Regions from separate parts of the Homo sapiens genome. Here region 2 is linked to region 1. Evidence: chromatin loops called from intact Hi-C (ENCODE). Cell type or tissue: HepG2. All regions are shown on one strand. Each heading gives the region's core, and the rest is flanking DNA. Links, peaks and the distances in the headings are about the cores only.

Region 1 (15,980 bases), core at 5,305-13,304:
GTTTGTGGAGAGAGATTCGTATACTACATAGTTATCTAGAAGTGGGAGGGTGAATGTGTGAGGAACAGCATGATGGCTGGGCAGGACCCACTTGAGTGCTTACCTGAGGATTAGTGGTCATGAAATTTAAAGTGAGACCAGTTAGTGTGGCTGTATGTTTTTCAGATAAGGCCAGTCGTTCAGGCCCAGGTAGTAAGGGTTGGATGTAGCTAGGGTTGAGGTCATGGCCACTGAATAATCCAGAGTAGGTGAGGTTCCAGGGAGGTAGGTGCAGGGGCGTGCAAGGGAGTAATTATGATGATAGACTATAGATTTAGTCTGGGCAAGGAGCAAAGAGAGGACATTGGGTAGGACGCAATGAGGGATGGTGAGAAGGTGACATGCTTAATGAATTGTGAGTTTCAGCATGGTTGAAGGTTGTTGATCAATTGGGATGTGTTTATGAGGGACTGAACAGGAAGACTAGAATATAGTGGCCATAAAGTGAGATGCATGAAATTGAGAAAAAGGAGTTTTTGGTAATGGCAAGTAAAGTCTAGAGTGTGACCATGGGAGTGAGTGGCTGAGGAAGGATGAAAGAAAGGCCATCGGAGGAGATGAGTTAATGTAATTGGAGGCCTTAGTGTTTGAAGGATCAGTATATTGAAGGATAAGTATGTTGAAAATATTGAGAACTAAGATAGAAGTTGAGAGAGTGTCATCGAGCCAAGAGCTAAAATACGGGGTGAGAGGGGAATCCAGGGTTATTAGATCACAGAAACAAGAGGTATGCTGAGTGGTATAGTCAGATGATGGGAATATTTGAATGGGTGGGGGTTAGGAAGGAGAATATGGGATCTACCCAACCTGCTTATAGGCCTGGTGCAACCTAGGACTGCAAGAGGAAAGCTCATCCCTACACGTAAGAGGGGTCTACAGTGGAAGCATTGTCCTCAAGGGACAGCCAGGTATTGGTTAGAGCAAGAAAGTGAAGAGATATTTTATGGAAGGATTGAGGAGGAGATTTTGGTCACTATACACTGAATTCTAGAGAACACAGTTGGAGGGTTTCTGGGAGATGGTGACAGAATAGGCAAAGTCCAGGGCCTCTCAGGGATTAGACGTGAGTGGTAAAGGGTAACCTGGGTGTCCGGGACTGTTGGTCAAGGCTGACATTCACGGAATAAAGAGAAGAATGCAGTTAGTCCTGGTAGACTCCAGATTGTGCCTGCTGGTTGATAGGGATCTTTGCAGAGAGGCAAGGAAGCTTGGAGAGGGGCAACTTTTATTACTTAAAGAACTTTTAAAATAAAAATATTTTGTGAGCAGTAGCTCTGCTGTTTTTTTTTTTTTTTTTTTCCTAGATGGTTGGACCAAAGGATGAAGGAAATGAATAGTTACTGAGCATATATAGGGTTCCATATCTGGTGCTAACAATTTCCACCTGTTTTCTTATTTAATCTTCATACAAGACCTTAAAATAAATATTTTCACTGCCCATATTATAAAGGGAGGTGGAGAATTAGAGAGGTTAAATAATTTGCTCAAAGTCATATAGCTAATGAGTGGTGGAACTAGCATTTCGACCCAGTTCTTTCTGGCTTGTGCTCAATCTGCTCTACCATGAAACTTTCTATGCATAGAGAAGAATATTTAAAATTGAGCTTTGCACGAGAACTTTGCTTATGTCTTTGCTTAGAAGTTCTGATGGCCTTTGCAAGATTCTTTGCCCTTGAGACTAGTCATTTAGCCCTCATATTTGGCCAACATAAGGTGAATATAAAACCTCCATGAGAGGCTCTTCGTCACCCATACCCACACTTATGAAAAACTGGCCTTGCTTACCTCTTACTCTTTTTTTTTAAACTGAGGAGTAGTTTTTGGAACACTTTTCCCTTTTTACTGTTCTTATATTGAACCTTGAGTTACCATTGCGTATCATATTCTCAGAATAAGAATAAGTATCGTTACTGGGCCAACTTAATACCAACAGTTCTTCCATATTCTTCCCAGCATATGATGCTGCTTAGTGAATGCCTGAAAGAGCAAATACTGTTCTTTCCTCTTTCTTTGTTTGGTGTTAGTGTAGAAAGATAAGCTGGATTAATTGTTTGATTTGCTTGATCTAGACTGTAGGTGTTTAAAACATAAATCTAAAATTTTAAAGGAAAGGAAATCAAATGTAAGCTCTGTTTCCTAGCTACTTGAGAATCTGCTTCTTTACCACTGTCAGAATTAGAGGTACAGGATGTGGAGTTGCTTAAATTAAAACAGTCTTGTACTGAGCTATGAGGAATTCATGAAGCAAAACTGCTATAGTTTGAATGTGTCCTGAAAGTTCATGTGTTGGAAACTTAGTCTATTGCAACGGTGTTGGGAAGTGGGGACCTTTAAGAGATGAACATATTAATGCTTTTATCGCAGGCATGTGGTATGTGGGAGTGGGTTCTTTATCTCAGGAGTGGGTTTCTTATCAAAGGATGAGTTGGTCCTCTTCCCCGTCTCTTTCCCTTGCCCATGTGATGCCTTCCATCATGGGACAACCCAGCAAGAAAGCCCTCAATGTCAGTGCCTTGATCTTGGACTTCCAAATCCCACAACAGTGAGGAAGTAAATTTTTAAAATGAATTACTCAGTCTCAGGTAATTCTGTTCTAGAAGCATAAAATGGACTAAGACAAAAATGTTAGGAGATATAGTACCCAACTTTCCCATTGATTGTGGCATAATTGTGCCATGATTGTCAGTGAGTTGCTTCCTAGTAAATACAGTGAGATTCAGAGATTTTAATGAAGGTTTTTGAGAGTAAAGTAAGACTTCTCTTGCAATCTGATGTAAAGGTTTTGAGATCTTCAGTCTGGAATAAGCAAAAGGTGAAAGAAGATAACTGATGAAAGAACTTAATTGTCAGAAATTTTAGAGTAACTTAGTCTGAAATAAATGATATATGGTAAGGTAAAATGGCCTTCTGCTACAAATCTGAGACAACCTTGATACTTGAAAAATATAGATTAATTTCAGATTTGGTAACTCATTTAACAAATATATATTGACACCAACTATGTGCCAGGCACTGTTCTAAACAGTGTGCTTTTATATAGCAAACAGATAATGTAAACAAAAGATATATATAGATGATATAGAGGTAGGTTGTTATATTTATTAAAGTGCTATGGTCGATAAAGTGGTCAGGGAAGATCTCTCTGAAAAGTGACATTTGGGCAAAGACTTGAATGAAGGAGTAAGCCATGGGAGACCCTAGGGATTGAGCCTTCTCAATAGAGAAGAATAGAGGGGATAACAGGTGCAAAGAGCCTGAGAGGGGAGGGTGCTTGGCATGTTTGAGAAGCAGCAAAGAGACCAGCTAGTAGAGAGGGTTGATAGGAGAGTGAAAGAAGTATAAAATGTATCCCAGGGCCAGGTTATGTAGATGTTGTAGAATTGTATTTTGAGAGTAGTAGAAGTCATTGGAGGGTTTTGAGCATGGGAATAGCATGATCTGCATTACATTTTGAAAGGTTTTGCCTGGCTGATTTGAGAGAATGGGATGAAGTGGGTGACAGTGGAAGAAAGGGAAATTAGGACTGTGCTGCAGTAATCTGTGTAAAAGGTGATGGCAAGACTAGAGTTGAATGGTAAGAAGTGGTTGGATTTGGGATTTTATTGATGGATTAGATATGAAATATGGGGAATGGCGATATAAGCAAATGAGATAGGGAATGTTGGGGGAAGAGTAGGTTTGGAAGCAAAATTAAGAGTTCTTTAGGACATTAGAATATTGACCTCCCTGTTAAACATGCAATTAGAGAGGCAGGCTGTGAGATGTATGCTTAGAGATGAGAGTCAATGTAATTACTTATTTGGTCTGAGCCAATTCTCAGCATAAGGAGTTGGTGCTGTTGTAACTTCAGTGAGTTGTGTTTTGTAGGGTGGGGGAATTGGGGTCTTTTTTGTATTGATTATTATGAACTTACAGGTTTTTATATGTTTGTGTTTTAATTGCAATATCTCATCTTTGGCCAGTAGGAACCCTTTTATATTATCTCTTTTGTCCTTTTTGATATGATCCATTGATTTTTGGTAGCTTCCTTGTTTCTGGCAAAATAGGTTGTTATTTTATATATTTCCTGCCCTGAACCTGGAATCAGTTGCTCTGCTTGAATCTCCCCCTTTTTTAATTATTATTATATTTTAAGTTCTGGGATACATGTGCAGAACGTGCAGGTTTATTACATAGGTATACATGTGCCATGGTGGTTTGCTGCACCCATCAACCCAGCATCTACATTAGGTATTTCTCCTAATGCTATCCCTCCCCTTGCTCCCCACCCCCCGACAGGCCCCAGTGTGTGATGTTTCCCTCCTTGTGCGCATATGTTCTCATTGTTCGACTACCACTTATGAGTGCGAACATGCGGTGTTTGGTTTGCTGTTCCTATGTTAGTTTGCTGAGAATGGTGGTTTCCATCTTCATCCATGTCCCTGCAAAGGACATGAACTCATTCTTTCTTGTGGCTGCATAGTATTCTATGGTGTATATATGCCACATTTTCTTTATCCAGTCTGTCATTGACGAGCATTTAGGTTGGTTCCAAGTCTGCTATTGTGAATAGTACTGCCATAAACATACGTGTGCATGTGTTTTTATAGCAGAATGATTTGTAATCCTTTGGGTATATACCCAGTAATGAGATTGCTAGGTCAAATGGTATTTCTAGTTCTAGATTCTTGAGGAATCACCACACTGACTTCCACAATGGTTGAAGTGATTTACACTCCCACCAGCAATGTAAAAGCGTTCCTATTTCTCCACATCCTCTCCAGCATCTGTTGTTTCCTGACTTTTAATAATCTCCATTCTAACTGGCGTGAGATGGTATCTCACTGTGGTGTTGATTTCCATTTCTCTAATGACCAGTGATGATGAGCTTTTTTTCATATGTTTGTTGGATGATAAATGTCTTTTTTTCAGAAGTGTCTGTTCATATCTTTACCCACTTTTTGATGGGGTTGTTTTTATCTTGTAAATATATTTAAGTTCCTTGTAGATTCTGGATGTTAGTCCTTTGTCAGATGGATAAATTGCAAAATTTTTCTCCCATTCTGTAGGTTGCCTGTTCACTCTGATGATAGTTTCTTTCGCTGTGCAGAAGCTCTTTAGTTTAATTAGATCCCATTTGTCAATTTTGGCTTTTGTTGCCATTGCTTTTGGTATTTTAATCATGAAGTCTTTGCATATGCCTATGTCTGAATGGTATTGCCTAGGTTTTCTTCTAGGGTTTTTATGGTTTTATATCTTACATTTAAATCTTTACCATCCTGAGTTAATTTTTGTATACAGTGTAAGGAAGGGATCCAGTTTCAGTTTTCTGCATATGGTTAGCCAGTTTTCCCAACACCATTTATTAAATAGAGAATCCTTTCCCCGTTTCTTGTTTTTGTCAGGTTTGTCAAAGATCAGATGGTTGTAGATGTGTGGTGTTATTTCTGAGGCTTCTATTCTGTCCCATTGGTCTATATATCTGTTTTGGTACTAGTACCATGCTGTTTTGGTTACTGCAGCCTTATAGTGTAGTTTGAAGTCAGGTAGCATGATGCCTCCAGCTTTGTTCTTGTTGCTTAGGATTGTGTTGGCTATACGGGCTCTTTTTTGTTTCCATGTGAAATTTAAAGTAGTTTTTTCTAATTCTGTGAAGGAAGTCAATGGTAGTTTGATGGGAATAGCATTGAATCTATAAATTACTTTGGTCAGTGTGGCCATTTTCACGATATTGATTCTTCCTATCCATGGGCATGGAATGTTTTTCCATTTGTTTGTGTCCTCTCTTATTTTCTTGAGCAGCGGTTTGTAGTTCTCCTTGAAGAGGTCCTTCACATCCCTTGTAAGTTGTATTCCTAGGTATTTTATTCTTTTTGTAGCAATTGTGAATGGGAGTTTGCTCATGATCTGGCTCTCTGTCTTTTATTGGTGTATAGGCATGTTTGTGATTTTTGCACAAGAATTTTGTATCCTGAGACATTGCTGAAGTTGCTTATCAGCTTAAGGAGGTTTTGGGCTGAGACGATGGGGTTTTCTAAATATGCAATCATGTCATGTGCAAACAGAGATCATTTGACTTCCTCTCTTCCATTTAAATACCCTTTATTTCTTTCTCTTGCCTGATTGCCCTGGCCAGAACTTCCAATACTATTTTGAATAGGAGTGGTGAGAGAGGGCATCCTTGTCTTGTGCTGGTTTTCAAAGGGAATGCTTCCAGTTTTTGCCCATTTAGTATGATATTGGCTGTCCGTTTGTCGTAAATAGCTCTTATTCTTTTTGAGATACGTTCCATGAATACCTGGTTTATTGAGTGTTTTTACCATGAAGGGATGTTGAATTTTATCAAAGGCCTTTTCTGCATCTATTGAGCTAATCATGTGGTTTTTGTCATTGGTTCTGTTTATGTGATGAATTACGTTTATTGATTATCACGTATGTTGAACCAGCCTTGCATCCCAGGGATGAAGCCGACTTGATTATAGTAGATAAGCTTTTTAATGTGCAGCTGGATTTGGTTTGCCAGTATTTTATTGAGGATTTTCATATAAATGTTCATCAGGGATATTGGCCTGCAATTTTCTTTTTTTGTTGTGTCTCTGCCAGATTTTGGTATTAGGATGATGCTAGCCTCATAAAATGAGTTAGGGAGGAGTCCCTCTTTTTCTATTGTTTGGAATAGTTTCAGAAGGAATGGTACCAGCTCCTCTTTGTACCTCTGGTAGAATTTGGCTGTGAATCCATCTGGTCCTGGACTTTTTTTGGTTAGTAGGCTATTAATTACTGCCTCAATTTCAGAACTTGTTATTGATCTATTCAGGGATTCAACTTCTTCCTAATTTAGTCTTGGGAGGATGTATGTGTCCAGGAATTTATCCATTTCTTCTAGATTTTCTAGTTTATTTGTGTGGAAGTGTTTATAATATTCTCTGATGGTAGTTTGTATTTCTGTGGGATCAGTGGTGATCTCCCCTTTTTCATTTTTTATTGCATCTATTTGATTCTTCTCTCTTTTCTTCTTTATTAGTCTGGCTAGTGGTCTATCTATTTGGTTAATCTTTTCAAAAAACCAGCTCCTGGATTCATTGATTTTTTTTGAAGGGTATTTTGTGTCTGTGTCTCCTTCAGTTCTGCTCTGATCTTAGTTATTTCTTGTCTTCTGCTAGCTTTCGAATGTGTTTGCTCTTGCTTCTCTAGTTCTTTTAATTGTGATGGAGTGTCAATTTTAGATCTTTCCCGCCTTTTCCTATGGGCATTTAGTGCTATAAATTTCCCTCTAAACACTGCTTTAGCTGTGCCCCAGAGATTCTGGTACGTTGTGTCTTTGTTCTCATTTGTTTCAAAGAACTTATTTATTTCTGCCTTAATTTTGTTATTTACCCAGTAGTCATTCAGGAGCAGGTTGTTCAGTTTCCATGTAGTTGTGTGGTTTTGAGTGAATTTCTTGATCCTGAGTTCTACTTTGATTGCACTGTGGTCTGAGAGACTGTTTTGATTTCCATTCTTTTACATTTGCTGAGGAGTGTTTTACTTCCAATTATGTGGTCGATTTTAGAATAAGTGCTATGTGGTGCTGAGAAGAAGGTATATTCTTTTGATTTGGGGTGGAGAGTTCTATAGCTGTCTATTAGTTCTGCTTGGTACAGAGCTGACTTCAAGTTCTGAATATCCTTGTTAATTTTCTGTCTCTTTGATCTGTCTAATATGGACAGTGGGGTGTTAAAGTCTCCCACTATTATTGTGTGGGAGTCTGAGTCTCTTTGTAGGTCTCTAAGAACTTGCTTTATGAATCTGGGTACTCCTGTATGGGCTCCATATGTATTTAGGATAGCTAGCTCTTCTTGTCGGATTGATCCCTTTATCATTATATAATGCCCTTCTTTGTCTTTTTGGATCTCTGTTGGTTTAAAGTCTGTTTTATCAGAGACTAGGATTGCACCCCCTGCCTTTTTTTTGCTTTCCATTTGCTTGGCAAATATTCCTCCATCCCTTTATTTTGAGCCTGTGTGTCTTTGCATGTGAGATGGGTCACCTGAATATAGCACACCGACGGGTCTTGACTCTTTATCCCATTTGCCAGTCTGTGCCTTTGAATTGGGGCATTTAGCCCGTTTAAGGTTAATATTGTTATGTGTGAATTTGATCCTGTCATTATGATGCTTGCCATTTATTTTGCCCATTAGTTGATGCAGTTTCTTCATAGTGTCGATGGTTTTTACATTTTGGTTTGTTTTTGCAGTGGCTAGTACCAGTTTTTCCTTTCTATATTTAGTGCTTCCTTCAGGAGTTCTTGTAAGGCCGGCCTGGTGGTGACGATATCCCTCAGAATTTGCTTGTCTGTAAAGTATTTTATTTCTCCTTCACTTATGAAGCTTAGTTTGGCTGGATATGAAATTCTGGGTTGAAAATTATTTTCTTTAAGAATGTTGAATATTGGCCCCTACTCTCTTCTGGCTTTTAAGGTTTCTGCAGAGAGATTCACTGTTAGTCTGATGGGCTTCCCTTTGTGGGTAATCCGACCTTTCTTTCTGGAGCCCTTCTTTTTAGTAGGCAGTTGTATTTATAGACCACAATCTGGGGATTAGGTATGTTTCCTTCTTTTGAGTTGTCACTACTTTGAGACCTTTTGTTTTTCTCTTCTCTTTATTTATTATTATTATTTTGAGTTAGGGTTTTGCCCTGTTGTCCAGGCTGAAGTGTAGTGGTACAATCATGGCTCAATGCAGCCTCAACCGCCTGGGCTCAAGTGGTCCTCCTGCCTCAGCCTCCGGAGTTGCTGGGACCACAAGCACACACCACCATGGCTGGCTAAATTTTTAAATTTTTTGTAAAGATGGGGTTTCCCTGTGTTTCCCAGGCTGGTCTTAAACTTCTGGGCTCAAATGATCCCGCCACATTGGCCTCCCAAAGTGCTGGAACTACAAGTGTGAGCTACCGCACCTAGCTGATGCCTTTTCAATTCATTAGAGAAAAAATTTTCCATTCATGCTGATATTTCAAATGTAAAGATAAATTGACACAGTTAAATCCAAAGTAATTTTATTGTTTTGATTTTTCTATCTCCGCTCTTTCATTGAAAATCCTGGTTACCAGCAACATTCACAGTATTACATATTTGCCATGTGTAGGATATATCCAAAATAGTAACACCTTTATTGCTGCCAACAATTAGATACTGAATGAAGTTTAAGATTTCTTTTTAGTTCTGTTGTACTTAGACTGTGTTCCACAAAGTATATATAGTTAAAATACTGTATTCTAAAGTTATTGGAAAGAATTCATTTAATTCTGTGTGGTTTTGCCACCAACTTAATATATATATAGGGAGGTTCATTTTTTCAGTTTATTTTCAATTTTTAGGGATTGTCTTTTTTATTTTCAACTTAATTTAATTTTTGAGTATGTAAAACATATGTTTCCCAAATCAAAACTATACAACAGAAGGAAGGTATGCTCAGGGAAGTCTGTCTTAACATGCCCGTCCTTTTCACCCTGACTCTTCCTTCCTTTTTATAGGTCATTCTTTTTTGTATTAGTTTTTTGGTTTCTCCTCCCACAGGGTATTTTTTCCCCAAATATAAGTAAATTTATATGTGTATTTGTGTTCATCTTTCCTTCCCCATTCGTATCCAAAAGGCAGCTCTATCAACTCTATATACTATATATACGCTCCTTTGAGGGAGTGTGTATGTGTGTGTATATATGTAGTATATGTGCATGTGTACTAGGGTTTGCTCATGAAACAGATCCAATAGGGTATATATACACACACATATGTGGGTATATATGTATATTTATATAAAGAGAGACAAATACACATGTAAATGTACATGTAAATAATAAATGAAGACATTTATTATAAGGACTTGTCTCACATGACTGTGGAGGCTGAGAATTCCCAGTATCAGCTGTCTGCAAGCTGGAGATCTGGGAAAGCCAATGGTGTAATTCAGTTTGAGTCTAAAGACCTGAGAACCAGGGAGCCAATGGTGTACTTCCCAGTCTGAGAGCAGGAGTAGATCCATGTTCCAGCTCTAACACTCAGGTGGAGAAAGCAAGTTATCCCTTTCTCCACCTTTTTGGTTTATTCAGGACCTCAGTGGATTGGATGTTGCCTACCACATTGGGAGGGCAATCTGCTTTACCCAGACTGCCTATTTACATGCAAATCTCATCCAGAAACACCCATACAGACACACTCAGAAATAATGTTTAATCTGACTACCACATGTTGCTATCGAGGTAACACATAAAATTAACCATCACAGCATTTGTATAATGTTTGTCTCCAGGGAAGACAGACAGACAGACAGACATGCGCACACACACATACAGCACACACACACAGTTGCTTTTATCTCTTAGTCGTGTGTTTTGAAGATAATTCTATAAATATGTAAAGAAATCTTCCTCATTCCTTTTTATGGCTGCATAGTGTAAGCATATACATTTATAATTATTTTTCCAGTTTATTCCAATATCTGTTAAAGTTTACAGACCAGTGCTTTTAAGGTTTACATTATTTGGCTCATCAGGATCTTTTCCCAAACCATTTTAGGGCTGTTGTCAAAGAGCAATGGACAAACCCTAATGATGAGATGAACTTTACTCTCAGAATACCGTCTCACTTGCTCCTATGTTCTGCATTCCCTGCACCAAACACTTCCTATGCTGTCTGCTTCCCTGTCCACTCATACAGGAAAGGGCTTCGATGTTATAGAGTCACTCTTATTGCTCCTGCTAACTGCTGTCCTGATAACAATGGGTCTTTTGCATGGGAAAAGCATTATAGAGTGAAAGGATCACTGATAGCAGTCAAAAAAACACATTTTACTATGTCTTTTAAAATCTGTGGGATCTTAGACAAGTGACCTATCCCATGTGAGCCTGTTTTCTCATCTGATTAAATGGGGTTGTTACTTGCTCGGTGAATGCTTGTGTTGTCACCCAGTGAAATAAACTCCAGGGAAGTTTAGTTAGCTTTCCCTTCTCAATTTACCTGCAGATACTGTTTCAACATTCCTCTCTCCTCTCATTCCTTCCCTCTCTTATTCCTTTCCTCACCTCCTACTTTTCTTCCCCAATTCCTGGCATCTTTCCTGGTGGCAAACAGACCTTCCATGTGAAGAAAAACTCCTCATAATTGCACTTTCCTCTTCAGATTCTGCCCCATTTCTCTTCTTTCTGCAACACTCATCAAAAGCACTGTCTGTTCTGGCCCTTACAATTAATTCCTCTGCCCATTGATTCTTTTTTGAGATGGAGCCTTGCTCTGTTAGCCAGGCTGGAGTGCAGTGGCATGATCTCAGCTCACTGCAACCTCCGCCTCCCGGGTTCAAGCGATTCTTCTGCCTCAGCCTCCTGGGTAGCTGGAATAACAGGAGCATGGCACCATGCCCAGATAATTTTTGTATTTTTAGTAGAGACAGGGTTTCACCATGTTGTCCAGGCTGGTCTCAAACTCCTAGCCTCAAGTGATCCACCCACCTCTGCCTCCCAAAGTGCTGGGATTACAGGTGTGACCCACCGTGCCCAGCCTGCCCATTCATTCTTGAATCCACTCTCCCCAAGTTTCCTCTGCTGCTCTACTATGCTCTAATCTGCCCTTGTTACGATCTTCAAAGCAGAATCCAATGATAATATTAGTTCTCAGGTTAACACACTTGCCTCTTACCCCTTTTTGCAATACTCACTTCACGTTCATTATACCATGTTCCCTTGCATCCCTCAGACCTCACTGGTTCTCACATCTCTAGTTTTTCCTAACTACTTTTTGGGTGATCTTGTCCCATCTCATGGTGCTAAATACTTCATAACTTCTACTTTTATGTCTTCAGCCCTCTCCTCCCTGCTGCTTCTGTGAGAGTCCATTTGCGTACCTAATAGGCCCCTCAAATGTCACATGTCCTGACCTAGGCTCCTGAGCCTTCTCTCTCCAAGCATTCTTTCCTATTGCTTGCTCAGTAGATTCTGTCTTGCAGTTGCTCAGGCCCCAAACTCTAGGGACATCCTTGCTTCCTTCTTTTCTTTCACACCTCCCTTCAAATCTTACATCCAGTCTAGTTGGCCTCACTATCAGTATATGTATCGTCAGTACTCCCTCTGCCCAATTTCTTGGAAAGGTGACAGTAGCAGCAACTGCTGTTCAGGCTTCATGATACCAGCAAGGATAATACAAAAAAAGGAAGATGCTGGAAAGTTGACCAAGAAAGAGACCCAGTAAATAAGTCTGGACTCAAGTCCCCAAATAAAAAAAGATTCAAAGGCAAACTCTAAGACAAGCTCTGTTTTTGGTCTTGTTTCATAAAGTCATATAGAAAAAAAATATAAAGACGTTTCCAACTGTAGTTCATAACTGCTGTATTCATCTGTGAAGGATTGATGACTTGAGGCTCTCTGACCAGGGTGTCCAATAAGAAGTGCTTAGTAAAGACTCATCAGGTTGGTTTCCAACACACAGCCCACATTCAGTCTATACCCAAAATAGCAAAGATGGTGCTACACCAACTGCTAGTGAAGATGCTTCAAATGGGCAGTAAGATAGTAAATGTACACACCCCTGCAGGTCTGCTTCACTTTTATTTTCTTTCCAAGTACAGTTTCAAGAACAGTTTATTAAGTAAAGCAAAAAAATAGAAAAGAAAATAGTACGACTCAATCAGTTCACTCCATATCAATGCAAATTCAGATGCAATGCAACTGGTGATTGGTGTGTGGCTTCCAGTTGGCCAGTTCTGTAGAATCATTCCCACTGAGTGATTCAACACCCAATGATGTGACCCTGCATTTTACTTGATTTACTTTTTAAAAATTCTGCTCAGCATTATGGAGGATGTTACTCCATAACCAGACGCAGGCATGACCATCTCTCACCTGGATTATTGTAATAACTTCTCACCAAATCTTCTTGTGCAGCCAGAGTGATTCTGTTAAAATCTGAGTTGGATTATGTCACTCTCTGGCTCACAATCCTTTATGGCTCTCCATTTTCACTCAGAGTAAAAGCCAAAGCCCTTCTCGTGGCCAACAAGGCCTTGTGGTACTCTCTCCTTACGTTACCTCCCCAGCCCCTCACTTCATCTGCTGCTCTTTCCCTTAATTACTTTGTTCTGGTGACATTGGTCTTCTTGCCGCACCTTGAACACACCGTGCTTGCCGTGCTTGGTCCCACCTAGAGGCCTTGTACTTCCTCTTCCTTCTGTAAGGCACTTCCCCTAAGAATCTCACTCACTTCCTTTAGGGCTTTCTCATGGTGGTTATCTTGTATAATACATGTGGGTTTCATTAATTTTTTTTTTGTCTCCTCCTCTTTCCCACACACTTGACTGTAAGCTCCACGAAAGCAGGGATTTTTGTCTGTTTAGTTCACTGCTGAGTCAGCAGATCCTAGAACGTGGCTGGCACATAGTAGCACTCCATAAGTATTTGTCTAATTTGAATGGATTGAACACATAATGTTCCATGCACATGTGAGGTATTATCCAGAAGAGGTGGGATTCTTAGATTTCTCTCTATGGTTCCTTCTTTGAATTTTTACATGTTAAAATCTCTGCTGTCATTTTTCTCCCAGGACCACTGTAATATTTTATGGAGCCTCTTTTTTTTTTTTTGTAACAGGTCTAAAACTTTTAGCAAATCTTTTTTCTTCTCCTGTCTTCACTTTTCTCCTCCCCAAGTAGACTGCTTCCACAGTATTTTGGGGTTGTTCTAGTTTTTGTAAACTTTTTCTGAGGAATTCTTTGTGTTGAAAAAACCACCTATATATAGGATTAGATTCTCATATTTTTGAGAATCCTGCCCCATTCTTCAGCATCCTTACAAGGGACTGGACTCATGTCCCAAAGTGTTGGTGGATTCCAACCATTCGGCATGTCCTCGCTCATTTATGTCTTATGGTCTGGTAAGTTAACTGCCTTCTGCCGTAGAGTTAAGTAAAGACAGCCATGTCGCTGCTCTTTTAGTGAATTTTGGCTGTTCACATTATTCTTCAAGTTATTTAGAATATAACTTTTTAGATTCACTGAGGATATTGCATCTACTTGGGCAAAACCCTGAAAGCCCCTAAGGATTTAGCTGAACATGTAATTCATATTGAAACCCACCTTCTCTTGCCTTATGATTTTCTGATTCAGTACTTTCTTCTAGAGTTTTTTTTCTTTTTTTGAGACAGAGTCTCACTTTATCACCCAGGCTGGAGTGCAGTGGTGTGATCTCAGCTCACTGCAACCTCCGCCTCCTGGGTTCAAACAATTCTCCTGCCTCACTCAGCCTCCTGATTAGCTGGGATCACAGGCGTGTGTCACCACACCTGGCTAATTTTTATATTTTTGGTAGAGATGGGGTTCACCATGTTGGCTAGGTTAGTCTCGAACTCCTGATCTCAGATGATCCGCCCGCCTTAGCCTCCCAAGGTGCTGGGATTACAGGCGTGAGCCACCATGCCTGGCCTAGAGTTTTTTTTTTTTTTTTTGCTAAGTTAAGAAATAAAACAGTAACCAATTTCTGAAGGAAAAAGCATTAAAATATTGATGTTGCTTTTCTGCAATACTTATACCAAGAAAATGCAAGAGAGTCTCAAAAGTTGTGTAGCTTAATTTCCTCTTGCAAAAATATAAAGTACTCCCAACAGTTTCTAATTTTGATGATCTTTTACAATTACTGTTCTGTGTTGTAATGGCCTGCGTTTTAAAAAAGCTTGAAATTGTTAGGAGACCTTTAGACATAGAACTTGGTAAGAAGTGCAGAGATAGGATGGCATAGAATGGGGAAACATGCCAGATCAATTGGGACAGAAAATTTTTCTTAACTGCTTTTCAGCATTTATATAGGTTCTTCCATGAGCAAAATAAAATATGAACCTAAATAGAATGGGCTCAAACAGTCATAATAAACTCCTTTGGTTATTTTCAGAAAATCTATATTCACAGGTGGCCTGTGTTAATAGGTGAATTCATTGTATTTTGGTGTGGCTATTTGTATAACAAAACATGACTAAATATGAAAGATGTGTATGTCTTTTTCTTTACCAGATCTTGCGCCAGTTTTTAAGCAAGCAAATTATGTTCATGTAGTAAAATTTTAATCTGTATTGGGAATAGAGGTGGGAATAGTAGTATTCTGTTTACTGTGGATTTGGAGTAAAATCTAGAAATGCTACTTAATCAGCATATTGTAAGCAGAAATTACTTTTTGTCTTTTTTACAAAAAATGGACATGAGAGCTCACTCCGTTGCCCAGGCTGGTCTCAAACTCCTGGGCTCAAGCGACCCTCCCACGTTAGCCTTCCGAGCAGCTGAGAACAGAGGCACGTGCAATTGTGCCCAGCTTTAGAAATCACTTTTTATTTTAATTCTTATTTGTAACATTTCATAAGGTATTAGGCTACTTTTCCCAGTCACTACCGTTTATACAATTTAGTTTTAATTTCTTAAAATTTTATTTGAAATTGTAGAATGTCTTAATCATTCAGAATGTGAATTGTCATGGAGGTGTCAGAGATGCAATTTAATTTCTCCTGATAGCAGTATATCTTGAAAATATTTTGCTTAAAGATTTATTTATCCTTGCTGTCAATTTGTTTCTTATAATTTGCCTCATAGAAACATTCATTCAAAACAGAGTGCTGAAACCAAAATGGAATATACAATTAAAACCAAATAATTTTTTTCCTGCTAACTACTTCCCAGCCCCCAGACTGAACTCGTGATTGAGGTTCTATTTACTTTTGCAAACAGATGAATATTTTTGGAGCAGTGGAGGTAGGAGCATGGTACCTAAGTCCAAGTTGCACCATTTTGTGTGGCTGTTTCTTTCTTATTTTGCATTAGGAAACAGGTGCAAGAAAAAGAAAAAAAATTCCACTTCATCATCGTAGTAGTATCTGGAATCTCATTCCCCATAACCAAGAAGAACTCATTTATTCTTGGCCACCCTCTCTCTTTTGTTATTCTAAGTTGACTGTGGAC
Region 2 (15,980 bases), core at 6,454-14,453, 48 kb before region 1:
GAATAGTGCTGTGCCTTGTGGGCTTCTCTTCATTCTGCCTGGACACCTGGAAGGTTAGTGTCCCCCAAGGCTGTGCCTGAGATTGTCTCCTCCCTCCAGTTCCTGCCGCACTACCTGCCCCCTTAATGGGTATTGGCTCCTTAACACTCCTCAGCCTGGGTGGCTGTCTCAAGCTCTAGCCCTGCACTTTTAGCTGTTTAGTTTGAGCTGGAAGACTCAACTTGTCTGTCTCAAAGATATTTCAAACTCTGCTGACCTAGAACTCACCAGTTCTTATAACTGAATCCATCTTTTTGGTCATTCCTGACTTCATCCTGCAGCTTCACTTTCCTGATAAAGTTTCTAGTTAGTTCAATTAAGTACCTGTTATGGGCAGATAGGAGAGACACCATCAGCCTGAATTGGATGTGGCAAAAGAGGTGGATCAGTGAAACCCTTCTACGGCCATGGAGCATGTATGTCCTATCTTCTCTGTTCAAATTCAGGGCCTCTTTATTTTGTAGCTGTACCATTGCTGTAGCTCCCACTGATCCCCTTGCTTTTGATCTCATCCCTACACCTTCCTCTCCATTCTGTCCAGACTGCCAAAGGACTTTTCTAAGATTGGCTCTTGTTGCCATGATAATAGCACTACCGTGTTCATGGGTACAGTACTTAGCAGCTTTAAAAAGTGCATTCAAGGGCATAAGTGACGACGACTGTTTGTCAGTGCCTACACTGTGCTGGGATTCCAAAAACAGGTAAGCTACTAGATTTGTTTTCAAGAAGCTCAAAGTCTTCAGGGATTAATATAACCAGATAATATAAAGACCCAAGCTTCATTATTTGATCTTTATAATCATCTACAAGGTAGCAGGGAACGTGTTGATAACCTCATTTGTCAGATAAAGAAACCTAAGGCTCAAAAAGGTTATGCAAATAATAATAATAATATTAGCATATGTTTATATAACACTTGTAAAAGCCGGACACTGTTCCAAGCACTTTATATCTACTAATGCAATCTTCATAACAATCCTATGACATGTAAGTGCTCTCACCTTCATAATATACATCGAGAAACTCATTTGTACAGAGTAGTTAAGTTCTTTGAGGTACAGAGAGATTACATAACTTGCCCAAGATCACATGGCTTGTAAATAGGAGAGCTATGATTTCAACACAGGCAGCCTGGCTCCAGAGCCCAAGCACATAACCAGTGTGCTGCATTGCCCTCTTTAATTTATCTTGCTATGCAGTGTGGCTTCTGTTGCCTGCAGAATAAAATTTAAACTCTTTAGCCAGCTAAAATCTCCTTGGTCTTGGCTGCATTTTCAATACTTTTAATTTAGTACTTTCCCAGTATTACCCCAGACTCATTCGATTTTCATATTCTTCACAGCAGTTTGTGAACGGGACATAACAACCTCTGTTCATATTTCTTGCCATAAAGCTATGGCAACAGGGTAGCAGGATAAAAGAGAGCCTGTTTATTTGTTTGTTTAACATAGAGGTCAGTCAGAGACAGAAATGTTTCTTTTTTTTTAGCCTTTGTCAGAAAGAAATACTTCTTTTCATTTCTCTGTATTGGTGGGCAGATATATATATATTTGTCTGAGTTCTTCTCTTCAGTTTTCAGAAGGGGTTGTGGTTCTATTTTCCCATTTCTTGAAGTCCCTGTAGGAATGCTAAAACCCATGTCCTAAGATTACAGTTTTTATAGTTGGTTTGTTCTAATCAATATTCAGATATAGTCCACACATGGCTGGTTGATACGTCTTTTAAATCTTGTTAATCTATAGGTTTTCCTGCCCCCTTTTTGGTTGTTTCCTTGCAGTTTATTTGATGAGGGAATTGGGTCGTCTTTCCTGTAATTTCCCACAATTTGGACTTTGCTGATTACGTCTTTGTGGTGTTGCTTGGCCTCAGTATTTCCTGCAAGTGACAGTTTAATCTAAAAGCTTGATCAAGTTAGAGTCTTTTTTGGTTTTGGCTAGAATACTTCCTAGATGGTGCTTAGAGCTTCCCATCACATTGCTGGGTACTTGGTACTGGGTACTCACATGAGGAAGCACCTAATTCTTGGTTGTTTCTTGTGATGTTACGTTTTGGTCAGTGGTTTCAGATGTTGTTATCTTAAGTCCACCAGCTTTTTGCATAATGGTTTTAATTAGCTAACTTTAAATATTAACATTTGCCCTTCCTGGTACATTGAGTTAAAAGTGATTTTCATTATTTAAATACACACTCTTGTGTGTATGTATGCATATTATGTATGTATGTATGTCTATATATGAGTATATATCATTGTTATAAAAAATAATGGCAATTAAAATTCAATTGGATATTAATGGGTTTAGAGTTTATGTTTGGGATGATGAAATGGGTAATGGTGATGTAGAACATTGTGAATGTACTTAATGCCACTGAATTGTATACTTAAAAATGGTTACAATGGTAAACTTTATGGTATGTATATTTTACCACAATGAAGACAAATCAATTGGAAAGGGATTGTAACACATGGAATTAAAAAAATCCAACACAACATAATGAGTGATAATTATTGCTCCCTAAAAGGAGCCAAAGTGAGTTGGAGAATAGACTGATAAAGTTTCTTTACTGAAGAATGCTAGCTAATAAAGGTAGAAGCTATGCTAGAATTAGAAAAAGGAAAAAAAATTGACTTTGCCACCTGCAAGTAATAATTGATTCAGGCATGGATCATCATTGGATGCTGAAGCCTTTCAGTAAAAGACTGTTGGAATTCCCATTGTCTGAATGCATCTCCTAGTAAATTACTTGCTGTTTACAGAGGGGAAAAAGTACCTTTACAATGGAGAAATCTGCTTCAACCAAGTGATCATCAGCAAATGGGATAAACTAGCATTATGTTACCGACTGATATTATGCATTGGGAAGTATACAACATGAACCTAAAAATGTTCTTGCCAAAAATATTTAATCTGGATCTAATCGTGAGGAAACAATCAGACAAATCCAGAAAGTAGGACATGCTGCAAGACCTCTGGCTTGACTTCAAAAATGTCAGTGTTATGAATGAAGAAGGCTGGAATAAAGGAAACTCCCAAAGAGACCTGATGACCAAATACAATGCTTGAGCCTGGGTTAAAAACAAATAAAGAAAAGAATCGAAACAGCTGGAATATGGGGACCATATTAAAAGATATTGTATTAGTTTGCTAGGGCTGCCATAACAAAGTACTAGAGACTGGATGGCTTAAACAGCAGAAATTTATTTTTTCACAGTTCTGGAAGTTAAAAGTCTGAGATGGAGACCCCAGCAAGTTTGGTTTCTCCTGAGGCCTTCTCTCCTTGGCTTGTAGATGGGTGTCTTCATGTGGTTCCTTCTCTGTCTGTATCCTAATTTCCTCTTCGTATAAGGACACCAGTCTTATTGGATTAGGGTCCCCTTCATCATCTCATTTTAACTTAATAACCTTTTCAAAGACCCTATCTTCATATATGGCCAGTCATCTTCCGAGGGGCTGGGATTGGAACTTCAACATATGAATTAGGTGTGGGGGACACAGTTCAGCCCATAACAGTTATTGAATCATTTAAAAATGGCTTGGGTGAGATAATGATGTCAAGGTTCTGAAGGGAAGTGATCTTTGCTGCTGATTTATTTTGTTTCCTCCTAGATTTTGAACTCTTGAGGACAAGGACCTTCTCTGGACACAGATATGCCTCAGAGTAACTGTTGCATAGCATTCAGACACTGCTGGTTGAATTGTCCATTTACTTGGCATGCCAACACATGGCAAAGTAAAGGGGGAAGGAGATTTTCTGCTGCATGTATGTGGTTTGTTGTAAACCTTTTTCTAATAATCCATTTGCTCAATCCTCTCCATCCCCCAACAAAGTAATATGATGAGAATTTGGAAATACTTGAGGAGTTGTGCATGGGTAATCGCCAGGTGAGCACATCATGGAGAATCAGAAATTCAGAACAGACCTTGGCAGGGGTTGTGCTGTCCCAAGGTAGATGAATCTCTATGACTACAGAAAGGCTGCTTCAAAAGGAGGCACCTAGAGAAACTCTCCCTTGTGATTAAAAAAGCCCAGGTACATTAGAGGGCAAAATTCCCAGCAGGTCCAAACAATGTGTTCCATTGCTGCTGTTTCAGCCCTGCTAGTCTCAGTAGTACCCTGGGTCATCAGATGGCTTGAAGGACAAGAGGGTGATATCCTGTCTCTTCTTTGACTTTGTTGTGCTCACTGGCAAGGAGTTTCATTCACTTCTGAGAATTCACACACTCATTTTATTGCAGGCTGATGTTGATTCTGAGTTTGAGGATGCCAACATCTTTTCATTGCCTCCCAGCTCAGTTCCAGAAGTGAAAGCTCAGTCCTAGATTCTTTTTTTATGGTGGTTCATGAAGATTTCAGTTAATCCATTTGTGGTGTCCAACAGCAACTTGAGAAGAGCCTGGTCTTGACCTTTGCCCAATTTTCTATTGGTTTATTTGCCTTTTCACATTGATTTGTTCTAAGAGCGCTTGTAAATGAAGAACATTGCCCCTTTGTCCTATCTATTGCAAATTTTGTTGTTGTTTTTCTTCTCAGTTGTTGTTTAACTGATTTATATTCACTTTTTAAATTGTTATGTCAAATATTTATCATTTTTTTCTTTATGGCTTCTGGATTATATGGCTTCTGAGTTTGTCATGTTTGAAATCAGCTTCCCTACTTAACATTACATAAGAAACCACCTGTGCGTTTTTCTAGTACTTTTTGAAATTCTCTCTCTCTCCTTTTAAAGATTAACTCTGATCCAGCTGTAGTTCTTTTGGTATAAGATGAAAGGTAGGGAGCCAGTTTAATTTTTGTTGCTCAACCCCAGGAGTTCGTGACCCTTCACTAGTGCCACATCATCAGCTAGAGAGACCTGCTGCTAATTCAGCCTGAATCTGCTGGTTCAGCCTTCAGAGGAAATCTGATTAGTTCAGAAAGCCAAGATCACCTCCCCACAGGGGTCAGGTATCTGCTGCTGCCTCAATCAGCTAGGCTGCTCTGAATATGAAGAGTAACTGGGAAGCAAGGCGCTGCTAGATTGTCTCAAGTTGTGCTGTTTTCATTCAATTGTTATTCTCTATTCTCTTACTTTTAGCAGATGAGAAAACAAGAGGTCATGCTGCTGGTTAACAGTGGAGTCAGATTTTTTTTTTTTTTTTTTTTGGAGATGGAGTTTCGCTCTTGTTGCCCAGGCTAGAGTGCAGTGGCACGATCTTGGCTCACTGCAACCTCTTGAACCCTGGTTCAAGTGATTCTCCTACCTCAGCCTCCCGAATAGCCGGGATTACAGGCATGTGCCACCGTGCCCGGCTAAATTTTTGTATTTTTAGTAGAGACTGAGTTTCTCCGTGGTGGTCAGGCTGGTCTTGAACTCCTGACCTCAGGTGATCCACCCACCTCAGCCTCCCAAAGTGCTGGGATTACAGGCGTGAGCCACTGCGCCCGGCCGCAGTGGAGTCAGATTTAAATGTTCCATTGCAAAGCTCATGAAATAGGAAACATTCTATGAGGGGAATCTGGTTGGAGAATCCTGGAGGAAGAGGCATTTGACTTAGTCCTTGAAAGAACAGCATCATTTTTTAAACTTCTCATTATGGAAATTTCCCAAAAAGTGCAAAACTGGAATAGTATAATTAACCCTCATCTCCCTATCTAGCCAGTAGTAATCATCAATTTATGTCCTCAATATTGTTTCATTTATGCCATGCCCTCTTTCCTCCTTCCATCCCTACTTTTTTTTTTTTAATTAAATTTTTGTTTTTGGAGACAGGATGTTGCTCTGTCACCCAGGCTGGCGTGCAGTGGCGCGATTATGGCTCACTGCGGTCTCAACCAACAGTCCTCCCACCTCAGCCTCCTGAGTAGTTGGGACTACAGGCACATGCCACCATGCCTGGCTAATTCATCCCCATATGTTTTTCAAAGCAAACTCAGCCATCCTATCTGTAAATATTTTATGTATCTCTAAACAAGATTTCTTCAAAGCACAATCACAATATCATTATTATACTTTAAAAAATTATAATAATTCTTCAATATCTTCAAATAGGTGTTCTGTACACATTGTACACATTTCCCGTATTGTCTTAAAATTTTTTAAATAGTTGTTGAATTGTGATGTATATAAGGTTCATGCATTACAACTGATGTGTCTTAATTTTCTTTATTTTTTTTTTTAAATTACAAAGCTACCTTTATACTTTTAAGCCCCACAGGAATAAAAAACACTGGGAAGGGCTAACCCCCTCACCCCAGGAGTGGCCCATAGGGAGAGAGGCTACCTGAGGGGAAGGAAGTACAAAAGGGACCCACCGCAGACTCATGGCAAAGGGAAGCCATCGGTGCTGGGACCTGTGGTCACTACAGGAGGAAATGCGAGTGTGGTGGGACTGGCTCCAGGCACACAAGTGAAGGGCAAGAGAGATTGGAGTGAAGCCACAAAGCTACTTGGGTTCCTCCTTCTTCTCGTTTGCCTTTTTCTGCTTCTGCTGCATGATCTCCTGAGTCCCTGGGGGTAGAGATGATAGGGCACTAGGAGGTATCAGAGGGCAAAAAGAACAAAATGCAGAGGGATGAAGGGCACAAAAGAGAAGATGGAAGTGGATGGGACTAAGCTCACCGTTTGGCTGCTGTACTCCCATCCTAGGAGAAGAAGAGGAAGAGAGCTGAGGCTCAAAAGGCAATCAGTCTCCATCCTGCAGTTGCCCAAGAGGTCAGAAGTCTGGCCACATAGGCCCAAGGCTCTCTACCGTTTGGCTGCTGTACTCCCATCGTAGGAGAACAAGAGGAAGAGAGCTGAGGCTCAAAAGGCAAGCAGTCTCCATCCTGCAGTTGCCCAAGAGGTCAGAAGTCTGGCCACACAGGCCCAAGGCTCTCTATTCTTACACCAGTAAGAAGGTTGGGAGAAGGGAGGAGAACCGGGAACAGCAAGGAGGGCCAGAAGCACTGGGCTGTCATAACCACAGGTGTATCTGAAATGGGAAGCTCCCTGCCCTTGCCCTGAAGGTCAGACTGGGGGATGCTCAGAAATCAGACTCTTGTGTCCTAATTTTCTTTTGATCTCTGGATTCTCTTGCCTGCTCAATACTGTGCTTTCTTTTCCTCTGAAGGACAGTGTCACATAATGGCTGAAATCATAGATTTGCAATCAAATTAGGGCTCTGCCACTTGCTAACTGTGTGACTTGGGGAAGTTACTCAACCTCTCTGTGCCTCAGTTTCCTCATCTGTAAAATGGACATAACGGTGTCTACTCCTCAGGGCTGTTGAGAGTGTCAGTAAGCTAATGTTTGCAAAGCATTAGAGTCATGTCAAAAGCTGTGGGCTGTGGAATAGGGCCCAGGAGGGCTCACTCAAGTGAGATGGTGTGTCGTCTTTGAGATGAGCCTCCAGCTGTGCAGAGAGCCCCTTTCCTTTTCCTTTTTGCTTCCTTCTGGTTCTTGACGTGCTTCAGTTAGATGAGGTTGATAGCAGGAATTTGGACAGGTAAGGCATATTTAATGGAAGCAACTTCTTTATTGTCCTTTCATTTTTGGCTTCCTCTTCCTCTGTATTTATTAAATTAGCTTTTCTCTCTCAGAAGTGTTTAACTTTTTATGGCATTATCTGGGCTTCAGCAACTTGTGATCTCCTAAGTAGAGCTTTTCAGCACTTTATAAATACGTCATATACTTTTTATATTCCTTTGTTCCCCATCAGGAACATAGCCCCAGTCTTCAGAATAGCACAATCAGTTTTTATTCATTTAAGGAGCAGTAGTAATTTGACACTTGCTAATATGTAACAAATTATATTGGGCGTGGTAATTACAATTGCAGCTGGTTCCTAATTATACTGTAACCTTGATGCTTACAAAAATTGAGACTGAATTCAGCATAAAATACTGGAGAATAATATTCTGCACTAGGCATTTCTGCCTTCTACTGAGCCATGGGCATTTATGAATCATAATGCCAAATTAAAAAGAATTTATTTTAAATTGGTTACAATTACAATGTTGTCCAGTGTCTCCATTCTTAAAGGTAGCTTTAAAGTCCCCCTTTTTGCTTGCTAAACTCTGGGAATATCCTTCAGGTATTATAATTAGTGTCTAAATAACCTGAGCTCAGGGGTCATTTCTGGCTGTGTGATCTACTGGTATTCATTTAAGACTCTTTAGTACCTCAGCTTCTTTATTTGAAAAGTGGGGATATTACTCACTCTTCCCCTTAAAGAGTTTTAATGATACAGTATATAAATGAAATAAGATAAAAAGCCATTAGCATAATGCCTGGCATAGAGTTAAGGACCCAGTAAAAGTTAGCTGGTCATTGTTATCGTTATAATTAATAATAAGTGATCCGGCTCCAAAGACTGCCTCTGTGACCCTCAACTTTAGCAGAATTAGTGTATTAATTCTCCTGCCACTCTGCCTTATGATAGCATGTATCATCATACATTTTGTACCAACCACTTGTCGATAAGTCAGCTTTCCCTGCTTGGGGCAGGGTTTCTGATTTATTGGGTGTTTTCTCCTCGGTGCCTGGCGCTGGGCCTAGTACACTGCAGCTTTCCCATAGGTGATTGTGTTGCATGGATGAGCAAGTAGAGCATCACCATCTAAGGAGTGGTTGTTAGCTGGGGGGTGGGGTAGTTTGGCCCCCAAGAGGATTTCTTTTAGCAACCTCTGGAGACAGTTTCTTGGTTGTTGCAGCTTGTTGGGGAAGGGGTTGCTACTCCCATCTAGCAGGTAGAGGTCAGCTTAATAACAATAATAGTAAAATCCAGAACTAGTATGTTTCAGGCTCTTTTGGCATAACAGAACCCAGCTAAAACACCACCATTCATTCTTAACTGTTATACTCTGCCTCTTAATATCAGAATTTTAATGATGATGGCTTTCTAGTTTATGTTCTACAACAGAGCAGAGTGAAATCTAACATACATCACAACCTACTGAATCCTTCTGATAAACATCTCTAGTGCCTCTGAAATGACTCGCTGATGTAATTACCCAGTGGGTTAACATTTGTGGTGTCTGATACTTTATAAGTCAACTGTTGAGTGAAATGAAGTTTTGCCAGCTGATTACATAGAAATGTTGTGGTTTGAAGAATGCTTAACAGGGCATCTTGTCTTTGTACTAATTTATATTTCAGTAACTTTTCCCATAATGACTGCTCTTCATTTATTAGGTCGTAGGGAAACTGTAGGATGAAGGATGAGTGACTCAGTGGTTTCAATAAAAAATTATTTTCTTAAGTTTGAGATACCTTTTTCTTCTTCTCAAGTTAATGGTAACTGTGGTTTTAGGGAATTCCAAACTTTCTTTTGCAATTACTGATTGTATCAGTCAGGGCTCACTCGCAGAGAACAGAATCTACTCTAGCTGGTTTAAGCAGAGAGAGATTTATTACAGGATATTAAATGGCTTACACAATTTGTTGGGAAGGTAAAGAAACAGACTTGAGGTTGAGCTCTAAAGAATGACGTCTAGAGTCTCAAGCAGAGCAGGCCACCAAGACAGCAGTGACCTCCTGTGCAGTCACAATGCTGCCTGCCAAGTGGAGAGTGTTTCAGGACCATGTGGCCACTGACATGGGAGGGCAGGAGGTTGCCACAGGAAAACTAGACACTTCCAGCAATGGTGCGTGCTTGGCAGAAACAGCAGAAGGTGCCCCCCAACTCCCAAACATTTGCCAAATCTCACTCAATTTCATCTAATTGATGGCACATAGGCCGCATAGCAGCAAGGGAGTCTGGGAATTGTAGTTTCAGCCTTCTAGTGTCTTTAGTATAGGAAGATAAAGAAGGAGGGTGGGCCCCTGCTTCTAAGTGGTTAGGTTACACCCAAGAATACTTTTCTTTGGGATTCAGGGCCATCTACTGCACTATTTCCTCAGGTTCAAAAGACTATGCAGGACTGTTTCTCCTTCTCTCTCCGTTTCCTGCTTGTCACTGCATGCTTATTTACACCCACCCACCCACACACACACCCAGAAGCTTGCTTTTGATGAGCTACCTCTTTGAGTTTGTAGTTCTTATCTAAGGCAAATATTTACTTTATGATAGTAGAATTTTCAGTGTAAGTCTGTGCTTGTCTTGGCTTTCAGATGTTTCAGGTTTGGGAGGGTGACTGGGGAAGTATTGCTGAGGAAGGGCTGTGCTGTACAGTTGGTGACGTAGCAGCTGAGGTTGGGCCTCGGGTCCTAACGCAGTTGTTCTCAGTCCACCCACACATGGTAATTTCTTGAGGGAGCTCTAAAGATATCCATTCTAGAAATTTTCATTTGATTGACCTTTGGTATGGTTTGGGTTTTGTAAAACCTAAAAGCACCTCAGGGGACTTGAATATGCAGCGAGGACTGAGAACCTACATCTTATAATCCGTACATTAAAATTGGACATTATCTAAAGCTGTGGTTCTTAAACTTTAACTGCATCAGGGTCACCTGGAGGGCTTGTTAAATCATAGGGGATTGCTGGGCCTCACCCAGTTTCTGATTCTTTGGGTCTGGGATGGGTGTGATAATTTGTATTTTTAAAAGTTCCCAGGTGATGCTGATGGTCTCCACACTTTGAGAACCATTGGTCTGAAGAGAGTTGCCTATTTTCATTGTAAATGTCAGATTTTTACTGACCTGAAAGACTTTATTCTATATTCAGCACTTCCAGAGAATCTACTTTGTTTCCTGATCTTTGCCAGAGTTGGGGTTGATCTGAGGAGTAAGGTGCCCTCACAGAGATGGTGGTCTCACATCTCTACAGCCTCCCAGTGAAAGAGGAGAGCTTTGCTTTTCTTTGCATTTTATTTTTCAAATTAGCATTTCTTATTTTCGTGTAGGTTTTCTTATATTCTTCCCCACCATCCTCTCTTAGATCTGACAACTATTTTGAATACACCATTCTATACCACTGTGATTTGTTAAAGTAATGAGCCTGCAACTGTGGCTTGATTCCCTTGTAAGAAAGTCTGTTTAAAAAATATTCCTACAGGTAGGAATTTTCTGGTGACCCCCTACCTATGGCTGCTCTAACTCATATTAGGAGAGTGAATTCATTTGTCCTGAAAGATGACTTTTGTATTCTTCTTGCCATGTTCTCCCCTACCCCCTGCCTTTTTAAAAACACCAGTTCTTGAAATTGTGTTATTGTTTTTCTTTTTATTTCTAGGATGTACCTACCTAGTATGTGTTTTGCAAACGCTATTGATGACTTACACAATTATAACCAGTGTTTATCTTGTCAAAAAGTTTTACATATTCAGTGATTCTCAAATTTTGCTCCTGTGGAGCATAGACTCATTGAATCGACCTGAAATTTCCATACTAAATTTAAATAATGATAGACTTTTCCCAGTTTATGGAAGAAACTATGCATAGAGTTTTTCTGTTCCAACATTGCCACTTTCTGGGCCAGGCATGGTGGCTCATGCTTGTAAACCCAGCACTTTGGGAGGCCAAGATGGAAGGATCACTTGAGGCCAGGAGTTTGAGACTAGCTTGAGCAACATAGTGAGACTGTCTCTACAAAAAAATTAAAAAATTAGTGGGGCCTGGTGACACATGCATTTAGCCTCAGCTACTCAGGAGGCTGAGGTGGGAGGATTGCTTGAGCCCAGGAGTGTGAGGCTGCAGTAAGCCATGATCGCACCACTGCACTCCAGCCTGAGTGACACAATGAGACCCCCAACTAAAAAAAAAAAAAACAAAACACCAAAACCCTCTCTTTTTCCCTTAAATTTGGAATCAGAGTAAAATGTTATCAAATTTCAACAAAATTCTTTATCTTGTTAGCAAATAATATTTCATAGTAATCTGTAAAGGACCCCTTTCTTCTTAGTGAATTACTCTGTATGTTTGAAAACCAGTTACTTGATTTAAAATTCTTGATATAAAATTTTTGTTTTAATGTTGGAATCCATTCTTACAAATGCAAATTCAGAAGAAGAATCATAAAGAAAATCAGGCAGTTATAACAATAGTAGCTGTAAATATTTGCATGCTATTAATATATGAGAAAAAAATGTAACAGTGAAAGTAAGCCTTCTGGAAACAATCTAAAGTTTGATGACTCTTCTAAACCCCAAGAATGAACGAAGTCTAATAATTCCAGGCTTCTAAAGCCCAAGAATGAACTAAGTCTAATAATCCCAAGCTTATGTGATGCAAAGTATGCATGCTGGACAGCTGTTCTGAATTGACTTTAAAAGGGTGGCTACATTTCTGTGGCTTCCTTTTTCCAGCTCATAGAACTTCCTGGGTATTGGTTTTGCCACCAGGTAGAATTCATTGAAATACACCTTTAAAAAACTGGTACATCTCATGGTAACTTTGCATTGTCTTCAATTAAGTTGTGTAAGTGTTCTTCATTCATAGCAAATGACACTTAAAACAAGAAGATAGGAATGGGAGGTAGCAGTATAAATGGAAATTCCGAACAGCCACACAGCATTTGACTGGTGAATAATAGATGGAATTACTATAGAGATGAGGCCCAGGAGGCTGGTAGTAATTTTTCTGAATCCATCCCCTGTTGAACCATACTTATCTATCCTTAAATAGAATGTACCAGGACCTGAGCCAAATTTTAGTGGGCCTCAGAGAAATCTTGTGGTGATCATTAACCATTTGCTGTACCTGGAACTCTGGGTTGGGGGTAGGGTAGCTGAGACAATTATCAGTTAGGATGGCCACAATGTTTATTTAGTGGTTTGGTGAGTGTGTTTGAAGACCCATGAGTTTCTCTTCTCTTTTGCTAATTTATCCCTTCTAAATTATGAGCCAGTTTACCCATCATTTAGATTTCTTAAGGAGTAAACATGGTAGAACATAAACATCTTTGGATAAATAATACAAATAGTAATAGATACCATTTATTGAGCACTTTAACTGTGTGGCCCTTTTGGTGCTAAGCACTTTGTGTAATTATCTCATATTACTTTTCTAGCTGTCTAGGACTCCCCATTTTATAAATGAGGAAAGTGAGGCTGAGAGGTCAGGGCCTCCAAGTCACATGGCCAGTGAGTTTATGAGGTTGGTCCTGCTCCCTATTTGAGGATGATCTGACACTAAGGCCATGTTCTTTTTTTTTAATGAAGATGGGGTGTCACTATGTTGCCCAGGCTAATCTCAAACTCCAGGGCTCAAGTGATCCTCCCACCTTGGCCTCCCAAAGTGCTGGGATTATAGGTATGAGCCACCATTCCTGTAAGATCATGTCCTTAATCACAGCATTGGACAGACACTACACACTGTTAGGAGAAATTGGGAGAGTTTTGATTTTTAGGCTTGTACTATATTGCAGTTATGTACCACATAAGGATGTTTTCATCAATGAAGGACTGCATATATGATGGTGGCTCCATAAATTATAGTGGAGCTGCCCTGTACAGGTGTTCCACTTTTTATCTTTTAAAACCATATTTTTACCACACCTTTTCTATGTTTAGATACTTGTTTTACAGTTGCCTACAGTAATCAGTATAGGAACATGCTGTATAGATTTGTAGCCTAGGAGCAATAGGCTATCTCATTTGCCTAGGTATGTAGTAGGCTACACCATCTAGGTTTGTATAAGTACACTATATGATGTTCACACAATGATGAAATCACTTAACAATGCATTTTTCAGAATGTTATCCTGTTGTTAAGTGATGCATGACTGTATTATATTGCCAGCTAATGCAAGTTATCAACACTTTGAAGCTGCCTGTAATGTGGGTCTGTAGGAAGGCCACTACGGTAAGAGATGGAATATTTGGGATCTGATCTCAGCTCAGAAAACATTTAGAAATGTCAGCACAGATTGGCACTTAATCTGACTTTTTGGGGGAAATAATTGATGCTTTCTGAGCTTTGGTTTCCTCTTCTGTAAAATTAGGGCAGTAATATCCATCTTATCTGACTGATTTGCAGTGAGAATCCAACGAGATAATAGTCTTGCTTAGAAAACTGTAAATGTTAGGCAACATGCCTTATAAGTGTTGGGTCATTCTCTGTCTTTGTTTTGATTTGTGTTCTCTGCCCTAGACCCTGAGAAGGTTACAAAGTGAACACTTTTTTTCCCCCTTTGAGGTGTAGTTCTGATGGGGAGCACTGAATATACATTTCAGGATCCTTAAGCAGAAATGTGCTATGAAAATTGAGGGCAGGGGAGGTTCACTCTGAAATAGCATTGCCCAGGCAAGACCTTACAAAGTTCATGGCATAAAGAATTAATTCTATTTTAGAATTACGAAGAATACTTCATTTTGTGGAAAATTTATTTTGCTTTTAAGAGGAAAACAGTTAAGAACTTAGGGTACCATATGCTTTTGAAAAAAGTGTTATGTACTTCCATGAGATGTGGGACTCTTACCATCAAGGAGGAGATTTTTCTGCTCTTAAAGTGGAGGATGGGGGCATTTTATGCTGTCCCATCTTCTCTTGTGTTCGTCCTACCCTACCTTTCTCAGAATAGAGACCTGAGAGGAGGGAGTCCTCTCTGAAGCTTTTAGGGCAGCAGAGTCATTCATCTTAGGTTAACTAGCAGTACATTTTCTTCTCCTCTATTGAACAGCAGAGAACACTTACTAATTCAGGATTTTTAAAAAGATTAAAAATTCATGGCTGGGCACAGTGGCTCATGCCTGTAATCCCAGCGTTTTGGGAGTCTGAGGCGGGCAGATCACCTAAGGTCACGAGTTGGAGACCAGCCTGGCCAACATGGTAAAACCCCATCTGTACTAAAAATAAAAAATTAGCCGGGCATGGTGGTGCATGCCTATAATCCCAACTACTTGGGAGGCTGAGGCAGGAGAATCGTTTGAACCTGGGAGGCTGAGGTTGCAGTGAGCTAAGACTGCATCATTGCACTCCAGCCTGGGCAACAAGAGTGAAACTCCATCTCAAAGAAAAAAAAAAAAGTATTACAAATTCTTATGAATAGCCTTGGTGGTTACAAGCACTCAGCTGAAATGAAGAGTTATCAGTCTTGCTTTGGGAAACAAGGTGACCAACCATCTGGTTTCAGAAAGACTACTCCCATTCTAGTGATTAGTTAATAAAATTATTCCTGACAGTGGAGAGCCTAGGAGCTCAGGCAGTTCCATATTTAGAGACAGAGAACTCATTGTCCAAAGATCTCAGAACAGCCTTCACTAGCTCACAGAAGGGATTTAGGACAATTTGCATAAGTTTCCCTGTGGATAGCAACATGGGTCCAGTGTTGGGTGGTTCCAGGAACCTCTCCTTGGCTTCATCATGGGGTGGCTCTGTGCTTGGTGGGAACCCAGTCTCATGATGTTTTTTGCTAGGAGGATTGGGTGTTGGGACATTGAATAAACCCACTGTTTGGTTCCACATAAGGGCTCTTTTGTGTTGGCCTGAGGAAGCCATGTTGAAGTTTGTCTTGCTTTTCCCCAGCAATGTTTTTGGACTTTGTGGCCTGCAGAATTAAGCACAACACCCATTCTGAGCTAATCTGTCAATTTTTGCTCTTCAAAGATAACCACAGCCACTTGTATTTCTAAAATATGTAGAATAATATCATACCTTTGGAGACCTATGATTTATTAATTAAAAACTGAGGAGAGGAGGAGAGGTTCTTTGGCATGCCCAGGTAGTGAGGTATACATGCCTGTTCATGGTGAAACTGTGAGAAGTAACTCCCTTGAGTTAATATGATTTCCCTAGTTCACTGACTTCTTTAAGAAATATGTTCTCTTGGCTGGGCACGATGGCTCACGCCTGTAATCTTAGCACTTTGGGAGGCTGAGGCGGGCAGATCACTTGAGGTCAGGAGTTTGAGACCAGCCTGGCCAACATGGTGAAACCCTATCTCTACTAAAAATACATAAATTAGCTGGGAGTGGTAGTACGCGCCTGCAATCCCAGCTACTCAGGAGGCTGAGGCAGGAGAATCGCTTGAACCTGGGAGGCAGAGGTTGCAGTGAGCCGAGATTGCACCACTACACTCCAGCCTGGGCAACAGAGAGAGACTGTC

Evidence for each region. A loop is a pair of places that touch in the nucleus more often than their neighbours do. Peaks named below come from ENCODE experiments on the same cell type or tissue, not always from the same donor. Only the 100,000 strongest peaks of a DNase experiment are listed, where the experiment ranks them.
Region 2: it touches region 1 in a loop (2.3-fold over the local background); 3 of 110 quality-filtered maps call a loop at or near these places.

The regions. Positions count from the first base shown.
Region 1 is chr7:96,248,385-96,264,364 of GRCh38, reverse strand. All of the region lies in intron 3 of SLC25A13 (solute carrier family 25 member 13), which reads left to right. Among named protein-coding and RNA genes, the nearest start is that of MIR591, 37 kb to the right of the region's middle. RefSeq lists an enhancer at 15,576-15,980. In HepG2, for the core only: no CTCF peak of the experiment used is centred there; no DNase peak of the experiment used is centred there.
Region 2 is chr7:96,297,356-96,313,335 of GRCh38, reverse strand. All of the region lies in intron 1 of SLC25A13 (solute carrier family 25 member 13), which reads left to right. Among named protein-coding and RNA genes, the nearest start is that of SLC25A13, 17 kb to the left of the region's middle. In HepG2, for the core only: no CTCF peak of the experiment used is centred there; DNase peaks (open chromatin) are centred at 10,025 and 12,615; H3K4me3 peaks cover 625 bases.